Linked DNA regions of Homo sapiens: all the other regions are linked to region 1. A link is a contact called in ENCODE Hi-C or POLR2A ChIA-PET data. All regions are on one chromosome and are shown on one strand. Each heading gives the region's core, a stretch centred on a gene start or an enhancer-like site at or near the end of the contact. The rest is flanking DNA. Distances are from core to core; before and after follow the strand shown.

The links. Hi-C counts contacts between places; a loop is a spot of excess contacts on that map. ChIA-PET counts read pairs that join two places held with the same protein, here RNA polymerase II (POLR2A). Pooled maps may share reads with other maps.
Region 2: a map of sigmoid colon shows a loop between it and region 1 (2.2-fold over the local background). The contact joins two enhancer-like sites. A Hi-C loop is called at or near these places in 2 of 168 maps with a recorded cell type or tissue (lower leg skin and sigmoid colon).
Region 3: a loop to region 1 is called in a map of endothelial cell of umbilical vein, with 5 times the contacts of the local background. The contact joins the promoter of TWIST2 here to the enhancer-like site in region 1. A Hi-C loop is called at or near these places in 6 of 168 maps with a recorded cell type or tissue (IMR-90, ascending aorta, endothelial cell of umbilical vein and 3 more) and 8 of 50 pooled maps. POLR2A ChIA-PET finds 5 or more read pairs at or near these places in 1 of 52 experiments (BJ).

Annotation. Positions count from the first base shown.
Region 1 is chr2:238,894,710-238,897,242 of GRCh38, forward strand. The region is part of intron 1 of TWIST2 (twist family bHLH transcription factor 2); the gene reads left to right. Among named protein-coding and RNA genes, the nearest start is that of LINC01940, 30 kb to the right of the region's middle. Within about 2 kb of position 1,267, at least 12 of the 41 ENCODE cell types and tissues checked have a DNase peak (open chromatin) inside an H3K27ac peak, as active enhancers do; they include ascending aorta, endothelial cell of umbilical vein, sigmoid colon and 1 more, where a contact is called at or near this core.
Region 2 is chr2:238,938,008-238,940,540 of GRCh38, forward strand. No RefSeq gene overlaps it. Among named protein-coding and RNA genes, the nearest start is that of LINC01940, 13 kb to the left of the region's middle. Within about 2 kb of position 1,269, at least 13 of the 41 ENCODE cell types and tissues checked have a DNase peak (open chromatin) inside an H3K27ac peak, as active enhancers do; they include sigmoid colon, where a contact is called at or near this core.
Region 3 is chr2:238,846,820-238,849,352 of GRCh38, forward strand. TWIST2 (twist family bHLH transcription factor 2) reads left to right here and starts at 1,266. Exons shown (of 2, transcript NM_001271893.4): 1 at 1,266-1,914. The coding sequence starts at 1,397. The coding sequence ends at 1,879. LOC100287387 (a long non-coding RNA gene) reads right to left here and starts at 1,088. Exons shown (of 1, transcript NR_157851.1): 1 at 1-1,088. RefSeq lists enhancers at 1-223, 1,757-2,266, 2,267-2,533.

The DNA.
Region 1 (2,533 bases), core at 17-2,516:
ATCTCTGCCTGTGCCCACGAGGCCCTTCCACCCCTCTCAACTGGGACTGATCTCCTTGAAGACCTGGCTGCAATCCCGAATTCTGTGACGAGCTCTCCAAACCCTCAGAAACATAACTGTCACCTTCCCTGTATGTTTATTATGGACCTTTTAATCTCTGTATTATAATAATACATTTGCAGTCATCACCTATATTTATATTTCATAGCAAGCTTGTTGCAGACCTGAACGTACTTTTATTGTACTTTTATTATTACATTTTTGTGATAGTGATTTGTTCTGCTGCTTGTCTCCCCATATGAACTGTGAGCTGGCTGAGGCACGTGCCTGCGTCAGGCAGAGCGCCCGACACCGGCAGCCCTTCTGTCCATATTTTCGTTCGCTGCTGCTGCTGTTGCTGCTGCTGCCACTGCCGCTGCCACTGAGAAGGCTGTGTCTTCAGATAGTCATGTGTTCTGTCAAAAGACATTTGTAAAGTTCACGCCCCTGGCTTGGACCAGTGTGTCAGTGCTGTGGATACAAAAGGTATTTCCAGCCCAGGGCTTAGCTGACTTGCGTTCTGGGGGAGATTCTGCACCCACTTGGTGACTTGGGATGTCAGGCCCTTCCTCACTTTCCTGTGGCCCCATTCTCTCCATGTCTGAAAAGACACTGCTTGGCCAGGTGGCCCCCAGAAGGCCCTCCAGCACCACCAGCTGGAAACGGGGCCCGCAGGGCGGTTCGTGTTCCATCATCTTCCACTCATGGGTTTTGTTTGGAGACTGAATTTGGTGGCATCTGGAGAAGTTGTGACTCACGGGTTGAAAGGGTTCCTGGACTTGCAGGGCCCAGGTACTGGGAGCGGTGGGATGCTCTCCTGCCATCTGGCTGCTCGTGGCTGGCCAGCCCTCGCTGTCTCTGAAAGTTGGGAGCGGTCCCTTTGCAGTGCTCCCAGGACACTCATCGTGGGGAAACGGGAAGGTCTCGCAGAGAGGAAGAGGGTGGGGTAGATCCTGACGGACCGGTCAGACTCTGCGGCCTCAGCCCCGGTAGAGCCCGCCCTGGAGAGCCTGGGGGTTGCCAGGTGGACAGGGAGAGGCTCTGCAGGGTGGCCTCTCTGGCAGTGATGCTGGGGGCTCCAAGCAGGAAGGAGCCGGCCTGGTCCGCTGCAGACAAGCTCGCCCTCTCCCCTGGTTTCCTTGGGCTGACTCCTCCTTGCCAGACAGGCCATTCCAAGCACAGTCAGCCTGGGTCCCTGAAGCCAAGCCCAAGCTGAGGGAGAGAGACAGCCTGGCTTCCAGCTGGCGTGAAGTCCTCGCTCCCCTGGAGGAGCCAGGCCAGGCCAATAGCCACCGGGAGCCCCGGCGTTGTAAATATGGTCATTCCCACATTCCCAGCAGGATTCCTCCTTCTCAGGCGCAGCAGGCAAGCCGGGGTCAGAGGCATGAGTCACGGAGGGGGGAGAGAGGGGCGGGGATCCGGAAGACGGCTCCGCAGTCGCCTGACTGCACCCTGCCTACTGACCCTCCAGACCCTGACGGCGAACGCCCCATGTGTGGGGCATCCAAAAGCGTGCCTGCCGTGCCATCAAAGCAGACAGGGATGCAGAAAGCACGGGAGACGTCCATAGCATGGGGAGCAAACAGGCCACTGTCCCCAGGGCCACCAGGCTGCGCTGGAATCACAGGCTCCCTGCAGGACCCCATTTCAAGCCAGTGGTGCCGGAAGTCCCTCTGGAGGCCGCCTGGCCGAGCAGTGTCCTTTCAGAGATGGAGGAACCTGGGGCACAGAAACGTGGGGTGGGGTGTGACTTATCCCAAGTCACCAGCTGGCTCCCTAATATCAGGCTGCCACCTGAACACGTCCTGAGCCACATGTCTCAAAAATTCCCGAGGCCCTGTAAGAGCTCAGAGCAGGCAGCACCTGGTGCATTTGTCTGACCAGCAGACACCCATCAATCCTCTGGGGGTCCTAGGAACTTTGGGGTGTGAGTGGGGGAATCTCACCCATGCAGTCATTCCTGGGAAGGCCTGACTCTCCACAGGGGAATGGGGCCAGCCGCTGCCACACACACACATGCTCTGGGATTTTAGCTCTGGCCCATTTCTTGGAGTACCATGGGCACGTGGTGGCCTCCTTGTCACTCACCAGCCTGCTGAGAATCACAGGGCAGAAGCTTCCACCCGGAGCCCACAGACAGAGACAAGGGGGTCCTGCCTGTAACAGTCACTGCTTCCATTTGGAGAAAAGTAGGCACACCCCAGGGGGAGGGAGGCGCCTGAGTGAAGGAGTGAGGGCAACCTGGCAGAGCCATTCAGGGGAACGTTGTAAAAAACAAATTAATCTCAGAATTCTAATTGTTTCCTGATTCCCATTTGCTTTCAAGAGAGAACAGAGCCTGCTTTCCATCCCTTTCCTCTTAGCCTCACCATCGTCCCACAGAAATATTCACCAAATCCTCCAACGCCCCCTTTGAAAGTCGCTGTCAGGGACGGTATCCCTGCGTTCCTCCTGCCGCACTTCTCCCTTGGTTGCAGACGTTGATTCTTAGATG
Region 2 (2,533 bases), core at 19-2,518, 43 kb after region 1:
GGGTGAAGACAAGCTGCCTTGTGCAAGGCTAATATGTCTTCTGTTGCCCAAATGGAGGGCTGAGGGTCCCTGTGCACACCCACAAGCTGCCTCTGCGGAGCTTGGCTGGAACGCCTGCACGTGGGACGTGCATTGCAACGAACTGCAATGTGCTTCCTCTTAACTGTAAATTGAGAACAATGGATGCTCCACCCCCAAATCTCGACTCCCCCAGGAGCCTCAAGCTGTGGGTCCTTGTGGCCCAGCCAGGTGGCAGTTGGCTCTGCAGCCACAGTGTCCAGACATGGCAGGAGGACCCAAAGCCACTCATGACGGGGAGAGCAAATACATGTCTGGGTGTCTTCCCATCTTCGTATGCCATTTCTAGGTCAGGTTGCAAATCATTTCTGCTTTGTCCACTTTCCCCAATGTGTTACGGAAGTGAATGATCCTCTGTGCTCCTTCTCTACCACCCAAGCTCTCAAGCAGAACTGGGCCAGCCAAAACGGCCTTGCGTGGTCGGGGCCAGCTGGAAGAGGTGACTTCCCACCCGGGTGGCGGCTGAGCTGGGGAGTCCAACAGCTCCCTTTGCTCAGGCTTCCGCTGTTTTCCTGGGAATCTAAACCCTGGAGGGCCCAGCAGGTCTGTCAGCCTCTGGTGGGGTGACCCCATGAGGAAGCATGCCTGCCAGATGTCCCTGCCAGCTCTTCCTGCGAACACACACCCAGAGCCTGTGCAGGAGTGTCCACACGCACGCACGCACACACCCATTAATCAGGGCTCGCCTCTATCATCCCTCTGACCTCCCGCCAAGGCTGCCTTGGTTGAGGCGATTCCCATTGCATGAGGACCGGGATGCTTTCTGAGGGCTGGGAGGGTTTTCGTCAGTTGGGTTCGGTCCAGCATGAGTCACTGTCCGCCTCTTCTCATTAATTAGTGTTCTGGGAGTTGCTGGTGTAACTCTGGTGAAGTCTAGAGAAATTAATCAAAGTATATCTTACACTTGAAACACAGTGAGAACCACCATCCGGCCAAATCCCCCAGCACTGGCGCATGGACAACTCGAGATTTCCCTCCTCTTCTTTTTTTCTTTTTTTTAAATTAATTTGCAATGTCCCACATGCTTAACACTTGCCTTCCTCCCTGGATCTGGCACTATTATCTTTAGTATTGTTTTTCTGGCAGTTTTTATGCTTGTTTTTCCAACTATGGCAATTTCTCAATCCACTACATACCATCCCTCTCAATAAAACAGTTCTCATGGAACGCAGCGGCCCAGAAGGACTTGGCCAAAGGCCTCTCCTGGGACACAGCCCTGTCTGTCTGCACACTCCCTGCGCCACCTGGGTCATGGTCACCCCAGATACAGAGGAGAGGCTTCCATCCACCACTCATTGAGCCCCCGACCCTCTGCTGATCTTGAGCTTGTATTCCAGCCTCGACGGGAGCTACTCTGGGAGGTGTTTCTAGTGTGATGATCATTACATCCCAAATAGCCCCCATTTCACTTAAGAGGCTGAATGGACAAATGGACAATGACCAGGCCATATGTGAAAACAGAACCCTGAGCCATGACCTGCAGTAACAAGCCCTAGAAGCCCACCCATCATCCAGTCACCAGCCCAGGAAGCCCACCCATCACTCATGGTCACCAGCCTGGGAAGCCCACCCATCATCCACAGTCACCAGCCTGGGAAGCCCACCCGTCATCTACAGTCACCAACCTAGGAATCCCATCCATCATTCACAGTCACCAGCCCATGAAGCCCACCCATCATCTACAGTCACCAGCCCTGTAAGCCTACCCATCACTCATGGTCACCATCCTGAGAATCCCATCCATCATCCACAGTCACCAGCCCTGTAAGCCCACCCATCATCTATAGTCACCAGCCCGGGAAGCCCACCCGTCATCTACAGTCACCAGCCTGGGAAGTCCACCCATAATCTACAGTCACCAGCCTATGAAGCACACCCACATCTATGGTCGCCAGACTAAGAAGCATACCCATCACCCACAGTCACTAGCTTGAGAAGCTCAACCATAATCCACAGTTGCCAGGCCGAAAAGCCCACCTATCATCCACAGTCACCAGCCCAAGGAACCCATCCATCATCGACAATAACCAGCCTATGAAGTGCACCCATCATCTACAGTCTCCAACCTAGAAAGCCCATCCATCATACACAATCAACAGCCCGAAAAGCCCATTCACCATCTACAGTCACCAGCTCGAGAAGCCCACCCATCATGTACAGTCACCAGCTTGGGAAGCCCACCAATCACTCAGTTACCAGCATGGGAAGCCCACAGATTATCTACAGTCACCAGCCAAGGAAGCCCACCCATCATCTACAGTCACCAGCCTGAGGCCAGCCTGCTTGTTCTACAGCTAATCTGGAAAGCTAAACAGTAACTTCTGTAACAATTGGCCCCAGGTGGCCAGGGCTTTATTAATAACTGATCACTTCCCTAATTTCTCTCTCAACTTCCAACTTCGGACCAACCAGAGAAAGTCGAATACGCCCTTAACCAATCACATAGGATCCCTGC
Region 3 (2,533 bases), core at 16-2,515, 48 kb before region 1:
CGGGTTCAACTTCAATAAAAGGGCCCAGCCCGCCCTTGATCACGCGGCTTGCCTGACAGCCCGGCTCAGGCCCGGGCCTAATTGAGCCCGGGTCACCTGGGAATAGGTTCAAAGGCATCAAAGCCGTAAAAACCACCTCCAGGCCCAGAGCCAGAGCGGCCTGGCGAACAAAGAGCCCCCCAACCACTTCAAACGCGCTCGCGCTCGCCGTCCAGATGGCCCGGGGCCGGGGTCCGTGGTGTCGCTCACCGAGGCCGGGCCCCACACTCCAGCCACCCTGAGCCTCCTGCTCGGAGCTGCCCGCGGGCTGCCAGCGCAGCGGAGGCTGGGCCCGGGGCAGCCTCGTGCAGCTCCCGGAGCGCCCTCCGTCCTCTGCTGACCCGCGAAGCGAAGGCGGAGCGCAGAGGCTGGGGCCGTACAAGGCGGGCCGGCAGGCGCCCCAACCCGCGCCCAGCAACCCGGGTAGGGCCAGGCAGGCGGGCGCGGCGGGTACCGGGCGCTCCCGCAGAGGCTCGCTGTGGCGTTGTTTTAAAGCTGTTAGAAGGAAGGTTCGGGAAGGGCGTCGGGGCCGGGGCTCCCCAGCAAGCCAGGGTAAGAAATGGTCCCCGACACGCACGCTGGCCGAAGGGTGGCATCTCCACGGATCTTGGCGGCATGTCCTTGGGCACGGGCGTCTCCAGGGGGCCCCGACTGTCCTTACACTGGCGGTCCGGACACCGAGACCCCTGCCCGCGCAGCTCCCCAGACCCCAGGCCTAAGCTTGCGGGCCGCGGTGCAGACTAGCTGTGCGCCCGGGGGCGGCCAAGACCCACACAGGTCGAGGAGGCTCCTGGCTGCGTCCTCATCTTCTGGGAGCGCATCTGGGACTGGACTCGCCTCTCTAGCCCCTCACGCCCAGAGAGAGAACCCCCCAAAGCCCAGTGGGGGCCGATCTCTACGTTGAGGCGTAGACAAAGCCAGGCTTGGCCGGGCCTAGGGCTCGGGGCGGCCTGAGAGTGCCCTGCGTTCGGGGTGGGGGCGCGGGCGGCGGGCGAGGACCCGGCCCCCGGGATGCCCTCCGCGCCGGGGCCGAAGGGGGAGGCAAAACTGAAAGTGCCGCGCCGGGGGGCGGGGGCGGCCGGCGAAGGCCCCAGAACTTGTCCTGCCCCCGGCCACCGCGGCCAATCAGCGCGCCGCCCTAGCTCCTGACAACTATTTAGCAACCCAGCCCAGCTAGAGTTTCCAAAAAAGTTAGAATAACTTCCTCTCCCGGAGACCTCGGTTTTGCACAAGCCGGCCTTGAAATCAGAGCCTTTCCAGCAACTCCGAGAGCGTGTGCTCGGCGACCGCGGGCTTGGCCAGCGGCGCGCGCTCGGCGCCCCGGCGCCCCCAGCCCCACGCGCGCCGGGCGGGCGCCATGGAGGAGGGCTCCAGCTCGCCCGTGTCCCCCGTGGACAGCCTGGGCACCAGCGAGGAGGAGCTCGAGAGGCAGCCCAAGCGCTTCGGCCGGAAGCGGCGCTACAGCAAGAAGTCGAGCGAAGATGGCAGCCCGACCCCGGGCAAGCGCGGCAAGAAGGGCAGCCCCAGCGCGCAGTCCTTCGAGGAGCTGCAGAGCCAGCGCATCCTGGCCAACGTGCGCGAGCGCCAGCGCACCCAGTCGCTCAACGAGGCCTTCGCGGCGCTGCGCAAGATCATCCCCACGCTGCCCTCTGACAAGCTGAGCAAGATCCAGACGCTCAAGCTGGCCGCCAGGTACATAGACTTCCTCTACCAGGTCCTGCAGAGCGACGAGATGGACAATAAGATGACCAGCTGCAGCTACGTGGCCCACGAGCGCCTCAGCTACGCCTTCTCCGTGTGGCGCATGGAGGGCGCGTGGTCCATGTCCGCCTCCCACTAGCGCCGCGCCACCCACCTCCGGACCGGCGCGCCAGGGTAGGTGCTGCGCGCGCGACGGGCGCCCTCCGCTGCGGGGGGCGGGCGGCAGGGGCGCAGGGGCATTGGGGCCTGCTCGTGTCTCCTCGGCGAGGCCCCGCGGGCCGCGGGGGCTTGGATGCCGTGCGCTTTTCCTCTTAGCAAGGAAGGCGGGCGGGCGGGACGCTCACAGTCCCAGGGACACCCCTGAGTGCAGACTTCCACGCGAGGGTGTCAGTTGGGAACCGGCGGACCGGTGACTCCCCCGGCGGGTTCTGAAGATACTTAGACAGATGGTCGCAGTTTTCATTCTCGGTGGTGTGTGGGTGTCCGTGGTTGGCGGTGGAAGGAGCGAGCATCAGAAAAACCTCCTGGGGCCGGCTGGGGACTGGGATATGAGGACCAGCTGCCCTTTGCGTCCGCCGCAGCGCAGGCCGCCCGCGAAGCTGCCCGAGCCGGGTGTTGCCGGGCGAATGGCTTCGCTTTCTTCCTGGGCAAGGGTAGAGCGCGTCCGTCGGGCGGACACTCAGATCTACCCAGCTGCTCGCGCCTGGGGTCCCCGGCCGTCGGCGCCCTGGCCTGCCCAGTGGGCGTAGAGGTGCGGGCCTGCGGCTCCAGGGTTTGCCTGGGGAGGACGGGA